2 separate regions of the Homo sapiens genome follow, and region 1 is linked to region 2. Evidence: chromatin loops called from intact Hi-C (ENCODE). Cell type or tissue: natural killer cell. All regions are shown on one strand. Links, peaks and the distances in the headings refer to the core of each region. The heading gives the core; the rest is flanking DNA. Region 1 overlaps KAZN (kazrin, periplakin interacting protein). Region 2 overlaps KAZN (kazrin, periplakin interacting protein).

Region 1 (9,132 bases), core at 389-8,388, 63 kb before region 2:
CATGTCCCTATTGGCCATTTCTTGGAGAAGTGTCTGTTCAGATCCTTTGCCCATTTTGTTTGTTTGTTTGTTTGTAACAGAGTCTCGCTCTCTCACCCAGGCTGGAGTGCAGTGGTGCAATCTCAGCTCACTGCAACCTCTACCTCCTAGGTTCAAGCAGTTCTCCTGCCTCAGCCTCCCGAATAACTGGGATTACAGACACACACCACCACGCCTGGCTAATTTTTGGTATTTTTAGTAGAGAGGGGGTTTCACCATGTTGGCCAGGCTGGTCTCAAGCTCCTGATCTCAAGTGATCGGCCTGCCTCAGCCTCCCAAATTGCTGGGATTACAGGCATAAGCCACCGCACCTGACTTCCTGTTTAAATGACTTCCTGTTCTTTTTATTATTGAGTTGCAAGAGAGACTTGTATATTCCAGATAGAAGCCGCTTATGAGATACAGGATTTGCAAATATTTTCTCCCATTCTATGAGTTGTCCTTTACTTTCTTGATGATATCCTTTGAAACACAAACGGTTTTAATTTTGATGAATTCCGATCTATCTGTATTTTCTTTTGTTGCTCTACACTTTTGGTATATGTCTTAGTGCATGTTTTTAACGTAATACTTCTCCCCACGGAAGAAATGAGGCAGGAGGGGCTGTTGGGCTGGACTGAGTGGTTCCAGTGGACTCAGGGTGGCCCAGGGTTCCTTTTGAGAGGGAACTGAGGCCCTGTCCGATTCCTGAGCCATGGGCCCCTGGAGCCCACCAGGCCTCAGTTCTTCGTCATTGAACACTCAGCCAGCTTAGGGCTGGGAAAGCAGTTTCGACAACGACTTGCTCCCTGGTCAGATTGACACAGCTGAGAGGGGAGAATCGGGGCTCTCGACATAGGTGAGCCTGGCTTGGAATCCTGGGAAGGCCACCAAGTGGCAAGGGCACATGGAAGGGACATTTCGTCTTTCTGAGCCCTGTTTTCTCACCTGTTACAAAGGTGACGGCGGTGATGCCACTTCTCAGCACTCAGGCATCTGGAGAGGACAGCTGGGGTCTTGGGAACTAACTCTCTCCTTTATCCCCAGCCATGAAAGCTGATCGGAAGCGCTTAAAGGGCGAGAAGACAGACCTGGTGAGCCAGATGCAGCAGCTGTATGCCACACTGGAGAGCCGCGAGGAGCAGCTCCGAGACTTCATCCGCAACTATGAGCAGCACCGCAAGGTCAGCCGCCGCCCTGCCCTCCCCTCCCCTCCCGACACACCAGCTCCCACCTCCCCTGCTGGCTGGCCACCTTCACAGGCTCTGCCTCTTGAATCCCCAAACACAGATAGGGAGGCCCTTGATGTGTCCAGCCAGGCCTAGGCACCGAGATAAAACCGGCACAACCCCCGGAGAGGGATCTCCATGTCTCCTGGGCAAACAGGACAGCGTGGACTCAGGAGTCCGGGGGGTTCAGATCCTGGCTCCTTGTGTGTGTGCCCTCGCAGGTCTCGCTTGACCTCTCAGAGCCTCAGTTTCCTCTCTGCAGAGTGGTGATTGTGGTGGACCTTTCAAAGCTACAGTAAGGACTCTATGAGATGATGAATGCCGAGCACTCAGCCTGGTGCCTGGCACATAGTATAGCATCATCAATAAGACGCATAGCTAACATTTACTAACACCATAATAAAAGTGTGAAGAGAGAGCTGGGGAGCCCCAGTGAGACAGCAGGAAGTTCTGCCTATAGGGAGGGAGTCTTGGAAGGCTTCACAGAGGAAGTGACATATGCATTGGGCTCTGTGGGGTGAATAGGAGTTTATGGGCCAGACAACTGAGGAATTTGTTTCACCATGTATCTCTCTGGTATCTGTGGTATGACATGCCAAAGAGGACACCAAAACTTAAAGAAGAGTCAGTCCCCTGGCCAGGCACGGTGGCTCACACCTGTAATCCTAGCACTTTGGGAGACCCAGGTGGGTGGAATGCTTGAGGACAAGAATTCGAGACCAGCCTGGCCAAAAGCCCATCTCTACTAAAAATACAAAAAGTAGCCGGTCATTGTGGTGCACACCTACAGTCCCAGCTACTCAGGAGGCTGAGGCACAGAATCACTGGAACCCAGGAGGTGGAGGTTGCAGTGAGCCGAGATCACCCCACTGCACTCCAGCCTCGAGCTGAATGCACTTCTGGCCTCTGTTTTCTGCCCTGCGTAGGCACCTTGGTCACAGCCCTTGTCACAGGGTGTTCAGCTCGAGGCCCCTTTTTTGAACAGTGGGAAGCAGCAGGCCAGGTGAATGAGTCCTTCCCAGATGCTGCCTCTGAGCCGCAGTTCAGAGACCAGAGTGTTCAGACTGGATTTGAATCTAGATGCTTGGTCCCCCCTACCCACTTTGGTCTTCACCGCTGATTCCTCACTGTCACCTCCCGGGCATGCACATCACTTCCTTTCTATGATGAAAGGAGCCTCGAGAGTTCTCTGGGCCAGGCCACCACAGCCCCTGATGGGGATCTGGGACTTCTAGCTGCCCTCAGTGCCCGACTCGAGAGCAGGGCCCGGCTCCCCCTACCCTGCCTACCTCTCCCCCCATCCCCCTCTGCCCTGCCTGCTCGCCCCAGCCCTCCCCTGCCCTGCCTACCCAGCTCCCTCTGCCCTGCCCGCCCAGCTCCCTCTGCCTAGCCTGCCCCGCCCGGCTCCCCCTGCCCTGCCTGCTCGGCCCAGCCCTCCCCTGCCCTGCCTGCCCAGCTCCCCCTGCCCTGACCACCCAGCTCCCCTTCCCCTGCCTGTTTGGCCTGGCTCCCTTTCATATTAGATGAACTGAGCCTCCCCATGCCTGTCACAGGCAAACGGTTTGGCAGGAAGGGGACGACCCAGAAGCAAGGCAGAGGGAGGCAGGGGAGCCCACAGAGGCTGCTTTCTCAGACTCTGGCATGGGGAGCAACTCATGGGCCTGGGGTGCAGCTCGTGGGCCTGGGGTCCGCTCCTTAGGGTGAGGCTGTCTCAGCAGCATTGCCTTTGGCCACCAGCAAGGAGTCAGAGACCAGGAGCTCAGAGTGACCTCCATGCAGAGGGAGGGGTAGGGGACACCGCTATCCTGTCTGATGATGCAGGTACACGTGTGTGCTCACAGGGGCGTGCTGTGGGAGTTACGGCATGTACTTCAAGGGCTTACAGGAAGAGTTCTCAGAGCCTCGTGTGTGTCCATTCATTTAACATCCACACGGACACTGTGGGGCATATGGTTATCCTCCCATTTCACAGATGAGCTGATAGACACAGAGAGGGGAGATAACTCACCCACGGTCATGCAGCCGGCGATGGCAGGGCAGGGGCTTACAGGGCCTGGGTCCAGAGCCTACGGGCCTTCCCCCTGTGCAGCGCGCCTCTTCCCCCAACCCCATCACCCCCTGGCACTCAGCACAGCATCTTCTGGTCGCCTCTGCTCCCTGCCTCCCCTTCTGTGTCCACCTCTCTCATTTCTCCATTCTCGGCCTAAGGAGCTTGGTCTTTTTTCAGTGGGCAAGGCAGGGAGAGCCTCTGCCTGACCAGCCCCATGCCCAGCAGCAGGGAAACCTGGTTACCTCTTTTTTATTGGGGACAGGACACAGTGGGGCCAGAGAACCAGCCCATAGCCTTCAGTGACGTGCTGGCCCTGGGGCAGAAGACAGGCTCCAAGCTGACCTTCTACTTGTCCCCTGAGCCACCAGCTTCCTCCCCTCCTGGGACCAGGGTCACGCAGGGATTAAGAGCAGACAGATAGGTTAGCATCTCACCTCTGCACTCGCTATGGGGGTGGCTCGGGCAAACAGCTGACTCTCCCCGGTCTCAGCCTTCACATCTGTAAAGCAGGATGAAGATTGCAACTACTCACAGCCCAGTGCTGTCAGACCTGAGGTTCCCGGGGCATGGAAAGCAAGGGGGGTAGGGGCATATGCCTGCTACCATTATTATTATCATTATCATTATTATTGCTTTCGGGGATTCAGAGTCAGCCATTTGATCATGAAAATTCCACAGTGGATTTCAAAGCCCCTCTGCCGGCCCCTCACCTGCCACTCCCTGTTGTTGGTCTCACTGGCAAACCCGGAGAAGGAAACGAAGGCCCCGGGTGGGCAGGATTGGAGCTGTGGCTGGTCCCACACAGACCCCAGTCGTAGGTCTGGTTTCTGGGAATGGGGTGGAGAGGCAAGACCTGTGCAGAAAGGAACCCAGACAAGTCCTTCTGGGAGGGACAGAGGGTCTCAGAGGACCCAGGAATCAGGAGCTAGAAGAAAGAGCTCCCTGAGAACACATGCCCTGAAGGAGGACAGATCAGGATTTAGAAAAGCAGCCAGTTACGGTGGCTCACACCTGTAATCCCAGCACTCTGAGAAGCCAAGGTGGGAGGATCGCTTGAGCCCAGGAGTTCAAGACCAGCCTGGACAACAGAGTGAGACCTCCATCTCTACAAAAAATTTTAAAAATTAGTGGGGCAGGGTGGCACACGCCTGTAGTCCCAGCTACTTGGGAGGCTGAAGCAGGAGGATTGCTTGAGCCAGGGAGGTTGAGGTGGCAGTGAGCCCAGATTGTGCCACTGCACTCCAGCCTGGGCAACAGAATGAGACCTTATCTCAAAAAAAGAAAAGAAAGAAAAAAAAAAGCAAGAGGGTGCTGAGCAGAGTCCAAGAGGATCCAAAAGATGGCGCTGTTACCAGGTAATCATCCTGGCAGGGACTGATGTGATGGCTGCCTTCAGAGGCCACCTCAGCAGGAGCTGGCATGAACACAGTATTACCTATAGCAAATGTTTATTGTGCACCTACTGTATACAGGCATGAACATGGTATTACTAATACCAGACGTTTGTTGTGCATCTGCTGTATACAGGCATGAACATGGTATTACCAATAGCAGACGTTTATTGTGCACCTACTGTATACAGGCATGAATGTGATATTACCAATATCCAATGTTTATTGTGCACCTACTATATACAGGCATGAACATGGTGTTACCAATAGCAGATGTTTATTGTGCAACTACTGTTTAAGGCATGAACATGACAAGTAACAGACATTTATTGTGCACCTACTGTATAAGGCATGACCGTGACAGTACCAATAGCAGATGTTTATTGTGCACCTGCTGTATACAGACATGAATGTGCTATTACCAACAGCAGACATTTATTGTGCACCTACTATATACAGACATGAATGTGCTATTACCAACAGCAGACGTTTATTGTGCACCTACTGTATACAGACATGAATGTGATATTACCAGTAGCAGATGTTTATTGTGCACCTACTGTATACAGACACGAATGTGCTATTACCAACAGCAGACGTTTATTGTGCACCTACTGTATACAGACATGAATGTGATATTACCAGTAGCAGATGTTTATTGTGCATCTACTGTATACAGACACGAATGTGCTATTACCAACAGCAGACGTTTATTGTGCACCTACTGTATACAGACATGAATGTGATATTACCAGTAGCAGATGTTTATTGTGCACCTACCGTGCACAGGCACTGCCCTCATCTCTTCACATTTGCTATTTTAATAGCAATCCTTCGAGGAGTGATTGTCCCCATTCCCCCCATTTAACAGGTGAAAACTGAGACTTAGGTAAAGTCTCAGGCCGAGGGCCACACGATTATGGAAAGGGGTAGAGGCAGGATGCAAACCCAGGAGGTCTAGTCCCAGAGCCCCAGCCCCAGAGCTCATAGGACTGGGCCTGGCCTGGGCCACCGTCCCCACACCACTCAGTGCATGTTCAGAGGAACGAAGGAATGAGTCCCACTGTTTGCCATTTTCAACAACCCAAGGCCGACCACAGAGAGGAGGTCACAGCTGTCCCTGTGAACCATGGGTAGAGTGCTGGCTATTTCAGTGGCCAAACTAGCATTTCATACCAGTGCTTCTCTGTGTCTTTTCATGATATATCAAATTTGTTTTTTAAAATTATTTGGGCAAAAATGATACATTTTAATGGGGTACATAGTGATGTTTGGATCCATGGAATGTATAGTTATCAGATCAGAGTAATTAACATATCCATCTCAAAGTGTAACATCCATCTCATATTTGGCAATAAAATTCCCATGGAGAGCACCGTGTCATTTTTTAAGACATAGGTGACTAGGGGCATCCCCCAAGTCTGACCAGCCGCTGGGGTGGGGTTGACGCTACTCAATAGAAGCCTTGTGGCTATGACTGCCGGGGGCAGCTCCCTGTAGCTACAGCTGAGCAGCAAGTGCCACTTTTATTGATTGGCTTCATAATGCCCTTCAGATTCATTCAGAAAAATGAACTTTGGAAAATACTGATTTTAAAAAAATTAATACCTTAATACTAAGATATGAATATTAGAAGTGGAGAGAGTCGCGCCTGTAGATCGGTGGAATAGCAACATTAAAACAATATTTTAGTCATTGTTGGGTCCAGCCCCATTTTACAGGTGGGAAGACTGAGGTCCGCAAGGGTCAAGTGACTGACCCAAGGACACATGTTTAGAGCCAGTTTGGCAAAACTGAAGCCACAAGTCCTGGTTTTATTTCATCTCTTCCAAGATCTTGCAGCTGGTTACCAAAAATGATTTGCATTTTATGTGCATGATAAATGTCCCCCTGGAACAGGATGACTGGAACCCTCAGGTTCCCTCGCCCACGCAACTGTGCCCGCTTAGTCTGCCATGGCCCACCCAACTTCTCCAGCAGACTCCTGTAGGACTCCACTGGAGCAGGCAGCAGGAAGGACCCCAGGCCCTGAGCTACTGGGAGTCGGGGGATGGCACAGGAACAAGGCTGCTGAGAAAGGAGGGGTCTTGGCCTGTCCAGAATGTGGCCGATGACCCAGCATGGTGGCTCATGCCTGTAATCCTAGCACTTAGGGAGGCTGAGGCAGACAGATCACCTGAGGTCAGGAGTCCAACACCAGCCTGGCCAACATGACAAAAGCCTGCCTCTACTAAAAATACAAAAATTATCTGGATGTGGTGTTGTCCGCCTGTAGTCCCAGCTACTCGGGAGGCTGAGGCAGGAGAATTGCTTGGACCCGGGATGCAGAGGTTGCAGTCAGCCAAGATCGCACCACTACACTCCAGCTTGGGTGACAGAGCAAGACTCCATCTCAAAAAAGTTAAAAAAAAAAAAGGAAACAAAAACAAACAAACAAAAAACAGAATGTGGCAAAACTGCAACATTTCTGAAAGCTGTGCCAAATGCACTTTCCCTGTCACGTGACTGCAGATGGAAGGGAAACAGGCCACTTTCATCTCACCACTGTCACCTCCCCAGCCAGACTTTTTTTGTTTTTTGTTTTTTTTATTTTTTTTGAGATGGAGTTTCACTCTGTTGCCCAGGCTGGAGTGCAGTGGCATGATCTCCACTCACTGCAACTTCTGCCTCCTGAGTTCAAGCGATTCTCGTGCCTCAGCCTCTGGAGTAGCTGAGAATACAAGCGCATGCCACCACACCTGGCGAATTTTTGTATTTTTTTTTTTTTTTTAGTAGAGATGGGGTTTCACCATGTTGGCCAGGCTGGTCTCGAGCTCCTGACCTCAAGTGATCTGCCCTCCTCCACCTCCCAAAGTGCTGGGATTACAGGCATGAGCCACCGCACCCGGCTCCTAGCCAGACCTTCATGCCCCTGCAGCCCCTCCTCTCCCCTCTGTATTCTACTCTCCGCATTTTTTTTCTTTTTTTTTTTTTTTGTTTTTTTGAGATGGAGTTTTGCTCTTATTGCCCGGGTTGGAGTGCAATGGCGGGATCTCGGCTCACTGCAACCTCCGCCTCCCAGGTTCAAGCGATTCTCCTGCCTCAGCCTCCCGAGTAGCTGGGATTACAGGCATGCACCACCACGCCCAGCTAACTTTGTATTTTTAGTAGAGGCAGGGCTTCTCCATGTTGGTCAGGCTGGTCTCGAACTCTCGACCTCAGGTGATCCATCCACCTCAGCCTCCCAAAATACTGGGACTACAGGCATGAGCCACTGTGCCCGGCCACACTCCCCTCTTATGTCCATGTGATCCCCAAGTGCTGGCAGCCCCAAAGAACCTCAGCTCCCAGGCCTGTCATCCAAGGCCCCATGAGGTCTTGGCCAAATCCCACCCTCAGAAATTCCCACCACCCCCAACCCCCTTCCAGTTCCAGACCTCTCAGGCGTCTCCTTTCAGTTCCTTTCCTGCCTCAGGTACCAGCAGGGATTGAGGCCTCTACCACACTGTCTATGAGCTGGCGAAGTTGTTTTACCTCTCTGGGCCTCAGTTTGCTCATCTGTGACATAGGGATAATCATAGTCCCTGCCTCAGGGGTGGTTGTGAGATTTAAATAATGCACCTAAAAGCCTTAGCACTGTACAGAACGTTCTGTGACAGTTGCTGCTGAGCCCAGCTCTCCTGCTGCCGCGGAATATGACCCCAAGAAGGTGGGAGTCCAAAACTTGAAAGCACCTACAGGCCTTCCCACCCGGCCTAGAGCCCTTGGTCTGTTCGTGAGTAGTAGTGTGAACCAGTGACTGCGATGAGACAAAAATGATCCTGAGGGACCTAGTGGGGCTTCCTCCTAATTCAGGGACATTTTATAAGCAGCCTCTTGTACACCAGCGGGTTCTCAGGGACAACCCTTACCCCAGTGGTCAGTTTCTACACTGTAGCAGAATTTTTCACTATAAGCTCCACGAGTGCAGGGATTTTTGTCTGGTTTGTACCAGACAAATATCCACAAATATTGGTTGAATAACAGACCAGTATCAGCTTCAAATAAAGAAAACAGGTTAGAGAGGGCCTGGGGCTTCTTTCTTACGTGGGTGGTCAGGGAAGGCTTCTCAGAGGAGGAGACAATTGAGCAGGGATCTGAGTGAGGCGAGCAGGTGCCTGCTGGGAGCCCAGTCCTGTGCAGAGCTCTCCAGGTGGATTCCTTCATGCAGACCCACACAAACGCCCCAAAGTATATGTGGTATTATCCCCTGGTTACAGATGGGGAAACTGAGGCAGGGATGACTCACAGCAGTCATTGCAAAGCCAGGATTTGGCCCAGGTTCTCCCTCTGTCTCCAGAACCAAGGCCATAGCTACAGCTCTGACAGCCACAGAGAAAAGGCCACGTTCTCCCTCAGCCTCCCTGTCTCTCACCATCTGGAAGTGAGGCCTTCAGAGACAGGTTTGTCAGACAAGGCAGGATGG
Region 2 (9,132 bases), core at 540-8,539:
TTCATAGATTACTTTTGTAGTGGGGGCAAGGGCAGAAAAACAAAAACACTAAAAGCCACTTTGATTTTGAAGAGAAGAAATGCATGGGGGGAGGACGTCCCCACCGTCCTCTGCCTCCCAGGGGTGCGGCCTGCCCAGCCCCTGCCCCCGACAGCCTCGTCCCCCAGCATGGCCTGCACTTGTGTGTTGCACAACACAGCCCCTAAATGGGGCTGTCTTAGTCTGCTTGGGCTGCCATAACAAAATGACACCATCTGGGTTGCTTAGACAACAACTTACGTCTCACAGTTCTGGAGGCTGGAAGTCCAAGATCGGGATGCCAGCATGGTTGGGACCTGGGGAGGGCTCTCTTCCTGGCTTGCAGAAGGCAACCTTCTTGCTGTGTCCTCACATGGGGAAGAAGGAAGAGGGAGGGGGAGAGAGTGATGTCTCTGGTCTCTTCCTGTAAGGACAATAATCCCATCATGAAGGGCACCCCTATGACCTCATCTAATCAGCTCCCAAAGGCCCCAGCCACAAATACCATCACATCGAAGGTTAGGATTTCAGCATGTGAATTGGGTGGGGGGCATGGCAGAGGGAAACATTTAATCCCTAACAGTGGCACCACGTTAACCTCCAGGAACCAGGAGTCTGTGGTCCCAGGGATCGTGGAGCCCCACCCTTAGACACCCCCAGGGCTTCCTGGAGGAGGCAGAGGACTTATTTTGAGTTTTCTACTCCCAGTGGGAATCTGGCCTGTCTCCAGTTTGCCACATGACCTTGCCCTCTCTGGGACTGTTTCCCACCTGAGAAGTGAAGGGAGTTAAATTAGGACAGTGGTTTTTAAACTTTTGAGGATCATGACCACTTTAAGAATCTAATAAGAGCTTTTGACACTTTCTCTAGAAAAAATACACAAAACTTCACAACTTTTCACTGTGTTGGGTTGGTGGGTGGGACTCTCTGGCCCACCCACTTTCAGGGCTCCATGGACTCGGGGGTAAGAACTCTAAATGAGTTCATCTTCGAGAACATTTTCAGCCATGACATCTTGTGTGACCATGGGCATGATGGCGTCCTCTCTGGGACTGGTCACCTTATCTACAAAATACCAATGACAAAACCCACCAACCCCTTACCAACCCATCATCACCTTATGGATATCATTTTATTTACCCTCACAACATCAATGCAGGATAGACATGCTTACTCCCATTTTAAAGATGGAGAAGGCCGGGTACGATGGCTCACACCTGTAATCACAGCACTTTGGGAGGCCAAGGCAGGTGGATCACCTGACATCAGGAGTTCGAGACCAGCCTAACCAACATGGTGAAACCCTGTCTCTACTAAAAATAGAAAAATTAGTAGGCGTGGTGGTGTGTGCCTGTGATCCCAGCTACTCAGGAGGCTGAGGCAGGAGAATTTTTTGAACCCAGGAGGCGGAGGTTGCAGTGAGCCGAGACTGCATCATTACACTCCAGCCCGGGCGACAAGAATGAAACTCCGTCTGAAAAATAAAGTCGGAGAAAATTAGATGCAGAGAAATCATGAGCATAAAGTCACACTACAAAAAACCTGACTTCAAAGTCAGTTGCCTTTCCAGTGTCCCATGCTGCCTTTGTGTTAAAAACAAGAACAATGACAGCTTCTACTACTACTATTTATAGAACACTAGGTGTGTCCCAGACCCTGTGTTAGGGGTTTTGCATTCTCCTCTCTTTTAGTCCCTACAACTCCATGAGGCAAGCGCAATTCTCCCCGTTTTACAGAGGAGAAAACGGAGACCCAGAGTTTCAAGGTCCCAGAGCTAAAAAGTAATAGAACCAGAACAGCTTCCCGTTTTCCGTGCTGCGCCGTGACCCAGACAATATCTAAATTTTGTGCCGTCCTCAGATTTCAGAGTCTAATCCGGCTCCAGTTCAGGGATGGGGCAGTGACAGATTTTATAAAATGTCTGAATTCCTTTTAAAATCATGCTGTTTTATTCAACTTGGGCTCTTACAATAAATAGCTCAAACCAACAGCTGGGAACGTATCGCCAAGCTGCGGCCCCATGGGGACACCCTTAATGAAAAGAGAACATTTCTGAAGGGCAGGAGCACATTAATTGTGGGCATGCAGATGGAGATTGCTGATTATGGATGGGCCCCTCTCGAGTAGGTTAAGTGGGGTGCCCCCTTTGCAGCTCTCCACCCCAACTCTTGTTGCACCATTGATTTGCTGACCAAACTCTTGCTTCAGAGAGGAGAGGAGGCCATTCTAGTCTTCATCAGTGACAAATCTGGCCCAGTGGCATCTGATTCAGAGGGCTGTGGGCTCCAGCTCCTGCCCGAGAGAACCGTCCTGTAACAAGGCTGAGGCCGGCCCTTGAGGGACTGGGAGGGGGACTGCCCCAGGACCTTTTCATCCTAGAAGGGAGGTTGTCTTGGGCCAGAAGTTTCCAGTTCAGGAGCTCCAGCTGGGCAGCCTCCAGGTGGACTGGGGCAGATGACCCGCTCACCCAGCACTGCTCTGTCATCCACACATTCGACTATGAGACAAACACTGGTGAGTGTGAACTCAGAGCCTGAAGGGGCCCTGGACATTCACAGATAAGCCACACCCCACCCTGCCCCCCAGGAGCTGACCGTCCAGTGAGGCAGCTGGCCAGATGCGTAACCATGAACCACAATGTGACTGGTGCAGAGATGGGGACTTCCAGGGGCTTTGGACACAGAGAAGGGCTCCTGACCCAGCATGACATCTTGGAAGGCTTCCGGGAGACCAGACGTCTCTGCAGAGTCCATAGGAGTTCACTGGGGGAAGAGGGTGGGGTAGAGGACAGGCCCGGAGACAAGGGGGTCCCAGTGGACCCAAGTGGTTCTGGGAGGCTGATGGGCAGAGGGAAGGAGAGTGAAGCCAAGCTGCAAGCCCATCCTGCTCTTAGCCATTATTCCAGGAAGCATTCAATCAGTGTCTACTGTGCACGTAGACTGTGCTGTTTGGCAGTGAACGCAGTTTCTGTCCTGAATGAGCTTATCTGCTAAGGTGGGGAAGAGAGAAAATAAATTAGTGGACAAACCAGCAATTGCTTAGGTTCAGTATGTGATTAGAGCTTTGAAGGAAAGCACTAGGGACAGTAAGCAGACTTGGGGGCAACTTCAGACAGCAAATTCAGAGAAAAGGGAGATTTGACGCCCAAGGGATGAGGAGGGGTGAGCCCTGGGCAGGGTTGCAAGGGGCTGGCCGGGGAGGGGAATGGGGGGTGAAGAGCTCAGTGCCTCCAGGAAACGGCCCCCAGGACCCCAAGCCCCATGTGCGTTGGGGGAGGGGAAGTCAGCCAGGGCCAGTGCAGGTGACCCTTGTGGACCATTCAAAGGACTTGCGATTTTACTCCTGCAAAGAGAAGCCACAGAGTGTTGAGCAGGGGAGTGCACGGTCACACTGACATTTTAAAAGGACCCCCTGGTGGTCCTGGGGGATGCGGAATAGAAGGGAAGCAAAGGCAGGAAACGGGGAGCAGCCGGGGAAAGTGGCAGAAACCCACACCAGAGACGCCTGCAGCTTAGAGCTGGGAAAGGAGAGAAGTGGACAGAGGATGCACTGACCAGAGTGACCGACAGACAAGGACGGGCTATCAGCTTGGGAGCTGGGTGACAGAGAAGGGCCCCTGGGTGACGGTGACAGTGACAGTGAAGGGGAACAACTGAGCCATTAAGTATGACACGTCTGTGACAGCCAGGCAGCGTTAAGAGGACAGCTAGAGGCTGAGAGAGGAAAGAGGAGCTCAGAAAAGAGCTCAGAGCTTAGCTGCTCAGAAGAGAGTGGAGAATTTGGGAGCCCTCCCTCACGGGTGCCTTCCAGAGCCCTGGAGATGGGTAATACAGAGACAGGAGTGCCTGGAGAAAGAGGGGAAGGGGTTAGGAGGGAAGAGGAGCCCATTGTATGGCAGCATGTACCCCAGCAGGGTGGTCACGGGATGCTGAATGCATATCCGGGCATGAAGGCAGGAAGGACAGGGAGGACCCACCCAGGACCCTCAGCAGGAGGGTGGCATGACAAGCTGTCTCTGGCTGCTGCCCCAGGAGCAGGGTGGAGTGGCTTTGCAAGCCCACCACTTTCCCTTTCACATACTGATGGCTTCGTGGCCCCCTGCACCTCCCACTTAGACCAGCGCTCTCCCACCTGTCAGACCTGGGGCATTTTGCAAAGTCCCTTGCAGGTGGGATGCGGTGATCCTCGTTCCTTCTGCAAGGCTGCCACTGTGTGGCGAGCAGCGGAATGACAGCCAGGCACAGTCACACATTCACCGGCTTGAAAATTCAAGCACTTGCGCACCTGCTGTATACGTGGTACAGGGGTCATTTCTATGTGGGGCACAAGGAAATCTGAGACCTGGCAGTGCAGTGGTAAGAGAGAGGGTTTGTAATCAGTCAAACATGGACTTTAATTCTGACTCCAAGATGAGCCACTGTGTGGCTCTAGGCAAAGTTGGAGCATCCCATCTGCAGAGCGAGGACGGCAGCTTTGCCTTCTTCGCGCATGATTAGGACCTGCCTGGCACACCTGAGTGGACACCCAACATCCCTGAAGCAGGAAAACAGACCGCAGAGCACTGGGGAGGGATGCGCCGATCAGGTGGGCCAAGCCCAGGCTTTGTGGGTCTCGGGGATGCTGTGGAGGCCCCCAGGGAAATGAGGGGGGCTTAGGTGGAGGGGCGGGGTCCCCAGAGGTGCTGCCTCCTGCCACACGTGGCCCTTCTGCTCCCCGCCCCTGCGCCTTCTCACCCTCGCTGCGTCTGAGTGTGGGATTCTCTCTTCCTGTTCCCTTCCGTTTGTTTCTCTGTTGATCCCTTTCTGTTCTTGAGTCTCGGTCTTTCTCTCTCTCTCTCTCTCTCTCTGCCTCTTCCTCTTTGTTCTTCTCTATCTCCCTCTGCTCCTTTCTCTCAGTGTCTCTCTCTCTCCTTCTCTGTCTCTTTCTCTCTTTGTTCTCTCTTTCTGTGTCCCTTTCTCTCTCTCTGTCTCCCTCCTCCATCCACCTCTTTCACCATCTCTGCCCTTTCTGTCTCATTTTTTCCCTTTTTTCCTCTTGATCTCTCGGCTCCATCCCTGTCCATGTCTGTCTCTGTGGCTCTCTTGGTCCTCCCCCAACCCCATTGCTTTTCCTCTCTCTGCATCTCCACCCATTTCTGCCCGTCCGTCTGTTTCTGCCGCCTTTCCCCACCCATCCACTCTCTGGCTATGTCTCCTCCCCAGCCTGTCCAAAGCTGCCGAGCTGGACCATCACTGGGTGGCCAAGGCCTGGCTGAATGACATTGGCCTGTCCCAGTACTCCCAGGCCTTTCAGAACCACCTGGTTGATGGGCGGATGCTGAATTCCCTGATGAAGCGAGACCTGGAGAAGCACCTGAACGTGTCCAAGAAGTTCCACCAGGTCAGCATCCTGCTGGGGATCGAGCTGCTGTACCAAGTGAACTTCAGCAGGGAGGTGAGGACCAGGGCACAGGGTGGGGGCACCTTCCACTGCCCACCCCTCCCCTCTTGGCATCTACTGTCTGTTCATCTGTCCACCCACTACCCGTCTATCCATCTGTCCACCCATCCATCCATCATCCAGCCATCCATTTATTGATCATCCGTCCATCCATCTACCTACCTATCCAGCCATCATCCAGCCAGCCAGCCAGTCAGCCAGCCATCTTCTCTTCCTCCTTCTTTCCAACAACCCCCTATTGGGCACGGGCCAGGCGCTGTGCTCAGTGCAGGGGAAATGGGAGCCCTCATCCTTGGAGAGCTAAGTGCTTACCAGAGAGAACCACAAGGAAGCTGGTGGTGCCAATATTGTGGGAGATTGTCCCAGTGAGGGAAGCCCAGGGTTTTATGAATACCCAGAGAAGATATACCTACTATGTATACCCACAAAAATTAAAATAAAAATTTTTAAGTGTTTGCTATTTTAAAAAAAAAGAAAAAAAGAAAACCCAGAGAAGTCTTCAGGGGGCTCAGGGATGGCTCCTCAGAGATAGCAACGACTAAATTGAGACCCGAAGGAGGAACCCCAGGGATCAGTAGAAGACATGAGAGAAAAAGTAACCCAGCAGAGGCAACAGTGTGGTGAAGGCCCAGAGGACTGATCCACGGCAGCAGAGTTGCTGAGAGTCCTGTTGGGTGGGGTGCTGGCTTTGAGGTGGGAGGTGGTGGGGGGTTGCTGCAGAGGTCACCAGGGGCCTGAGCTGCTGGGCACTGTGGGGCTGAGTCCAGGTAGCTGACTTTTCTTAGAGTGATGTCAGAACCCAACAATTCAGGGTCAGAAGAGGGACAGAAGAGGGGGCCATCCAGCCTTTTGTCCCCCTTCTCAACCACCCACTGAAAAGCATCCACTGTGTGCCTACTGTGAACCCTGGGGTCAGTCCCTGTGGGACCCAGGGAGGCCTGCGATACGGTGGCGAGATGGTGAGAGAGGACCTGGAATCAGCCAAACATGGGTTTTCATTCCAACTCCAAGACGTGCCACTGTGTGGCTCTGGGCAGTCAGAGCTCCCTGTTAGTGGAGCGAGGACAGCAGCAGTGCCTTCCCCATGCCACGCCGAGGACAGGGAGTGACAAGGACACAGACCCTGGCCCCAGTCCCCAGTCTGCCAAGGAGGCACGTGTGGGAGATCACAGCAGTTACATGTAAAAAGAGGTGCAGGGGCCAGGCCTGGTGGCTCACGCCTGTAATCCCAGCACTCTGGGAGGCCAGGGTGGGTGGATCACAAACAAGGTCAGGAGTTCGAGACCAGCCTGGCCAACATGGTGAAACCCCATCTCTACTAAAAATACAAAAAGAAAGCAGCCCGGTGTGGTGGCAGGTGCCTGTAATCCCAGCTGCTCGGGAAGCTGAGGCAGGAGAATTGCTTGAACCTGGGAGGCGGAGGTTGCAGTGAGCACAGATAGCACCACTGCACTCATGCCTGGGCAGCAGAGAGAGACTCTGTCTCGGGGGGAAAAAGAGATGCGGGGCACCCCCACTCCACACGTGGCCTCTGCGTGTCCCCTTGTCCCTCCGAATGACCCACTGTCTCCCCACAAGGCCCTCCAGGAGCGCCGGGCCCGCTGCGAGACGCAGAACATTGACCCCGTGGTGTGGACCAACCAGCGGGTGCTCAAGTGGGTTCGAGACATCGACCTGAAGGTGAGGGTGATAGCGGAGGTCGGGGTGACTCTCGGGCATACACAAACCCCATGCAAATCTATATGCAAATCAATATGCAAATCACATGCAAATCAATATGCAGATCTCATGCAAATCAATGGGCAAATCCCACACAAATTAATATCCCCTTTGTGTGGGCTGGAGCATCTTAACTCAGGCCCAGCAAGAATTACCTGCCTCCTGTTATTCAGGAGGAGGGAACTGCTTACCTTCCAAATAGGAGCCCCATGTCATGATGCTTTGCTCACATGGGGTAGAGAGGCTGAGCCAGCCCCACTCTCCTAAGCAAGTGTGGGGTTGAGATTCATTTAACAAATATTGATGATTTCCTGCTAGGGTCAGGGACCATCTCAGTAACAGGAGGTCCCTGACCTCGTGGCTCTAAAAAATTGGGGAGGGGTTCCTCTTCACCGTCAAATTAACTGGTCCCCAGGGGGTCAAGCCCTTGCTGTTGGGGACAGAGCCCCACGTGGAACTGGGGCCCCCTTAGGCCAGCAGCATGGCCCCTGCAGGCTAACAAGTCCCCTGCCTTTGCCCCCAGGAGTACGCAGACAACCTGACCAACAGCGGCGTCCATGGTGCTGTGCTGGTGCTGGAGCCCACATTCAATGCCGAGGCCATGGCCACTGCCCTGGGCATCCCCAGTGGGAAGCACATCCTCCGGAGACACCTGGCAGAGGAGATGAGCGCCGTCTTCCACCCAGCCAAGTGAGCACGGGCTGGGATCCAGTCATGTGGGCTGCTGGGTACAGTACAGCTCAGGGCTTTGGAAGCAGATGGTCCAGCTCCCCATCCTGGCCCATCACTTACTGCCTCCCACTCGTTCTTTGCACCATGGTGGTCACCTTTTACAGATCAGGAAACTAAGGCTCAGAGAAGCAAAGTGCTTTAGCCTGAAGGTCATAGACTAGAAAGACGTAGAGGAGCAGTCAGGTCTTGAATTAAGTGTATATTAGATCAAAAAACACCCAGGTGTTTAGAGAAGAGATAGCAAGCAGTGCATGTGTAAGGAAAGGCCACGTGCAGGTGGAGTGTAGCTGGGAGGACTTGCATTGGCCTAATAGGTTGAGTTGGTTGGTCCAGGTGGGGCAACTGTGGGGACAAAGGCTTGGAGTCAGGAATGAGCATATTAATGATGCTTATGGACCAGGTAAGCAGACCACATCAGCCCACCTATCCTAGTATCCCCATCTGAAAAGTGACCAGAGAATGAACACCTGGGCATAAACCAGTCCCCCTCCCAGTGGATTCTCTTCTTAAAATCATGCACTTAGGGTTAGATGACCATTTATTGAATACTTCCTGTGTGAACTATCTAATTTCATCCTCCTGGCAATGTCAAGAGATCAGTAGCACTATCCCTCCTTTATAGATGGAGAAACTTCTTCAAAGGTACCAAGCTATGTGCCCAAGATACACAGCTAGTAAGTGGCAAATCCTAGATTTGTCCTTTATTCTATCAATATGGTGTATTATATTGATTGATTGAATTTCATATGTCAAACCAACCTTGCATTCCCAGGATAAATCTCACTTGGTCACAGTGTATAATCCTTTTTATATATTGCTGGATTAAATTTGTTAGTACTTTGTTGAAAAAATCTGCATCTATATTTATAAGGGATATTGGTCTATAGTTTTCCCTCCTTGTGATGTTTTTGTCTGATTTTGGTATCAGGGTAATATAGCCCTCATAGCATGAATTGGGAAGTATTCTCTCCTCTTCTGGGTTTTGGAAAAGCTTGGAAGGATTGGTGTTTGTTATTCTTTAGACATTTGGTAGAATTCACCAGCGAAGCCATCTGGTCTTAGGCTTTTCTTTCTGGGAAGCTTTTTGACTTCTAATTCAATCTCTTCACTTGTTAGAGGTCTGTTCAGATTTTCTATTTCTTCTTGAGGCAGTTTCAGTAGCTTATATCTTTCTAGGAATTTGTCCATTTCATCTAGGTTAGCTAATCTGGTGGCATGCAGTTG

What was found. Hi-C counts contacts between places; a loop is a spot of excess contacts. Peaks named below come from ENCODE experiments on the same cell type or tissue, not always from the same donor. Only the 100,000 strongest peaks of a DNase experiment are listed, where the experiment ranks them.
Region 1: it touches region 2 in a loop (10-fold over the local background); 8 of 110 quality-filtered maps call a loop at or near these places.

Annotation. Positions count from the first base shown.
Region 1 is chr1:15,033,684-15,042,815 of GRCh38, forward strand. KAZN (kazrin, periplakin interacting protein) reads left to right here. Exons shown (of 15, transcript NM_201628.3): 3 at 1,066-1,202. Among named protein-coding and RNA genes, the nearest start is that of TMEM51-AS1, 110 kb to the right of the region's middle. RefSeq lists a silencer at 4,646-4,705. In natural killer cell, for the core only: no CTCF peak of the experiment used is centred there; a DNase peak (open chromatin) is centred at 4,658.
Region 2 is chr1:15,096,324-15,105,455 of GRCh38, forward strand. KAZN (kazrin, periplakin interacting protein) reads left to right here. Exons shown (of 15, transcript NM_201628.3): 11 at 5,220-5,451; 12 at 7,036-7,137; 13 at 7,700-7,866. Among named protein-coding and RNA genes, the nearest start is that of TMEM51-AS1, 52 kb to the right of the region's middle. RefSeq lists a silencer at 4,100-4,149 and an enhancer at 4,387-5,096. In natural killer cell, for the core only: a CTCF peak has its summit at 4,236; a DNase peak (open chromatin) is centred at 4,228; H3K27me3 peaks cover 1,192 bases.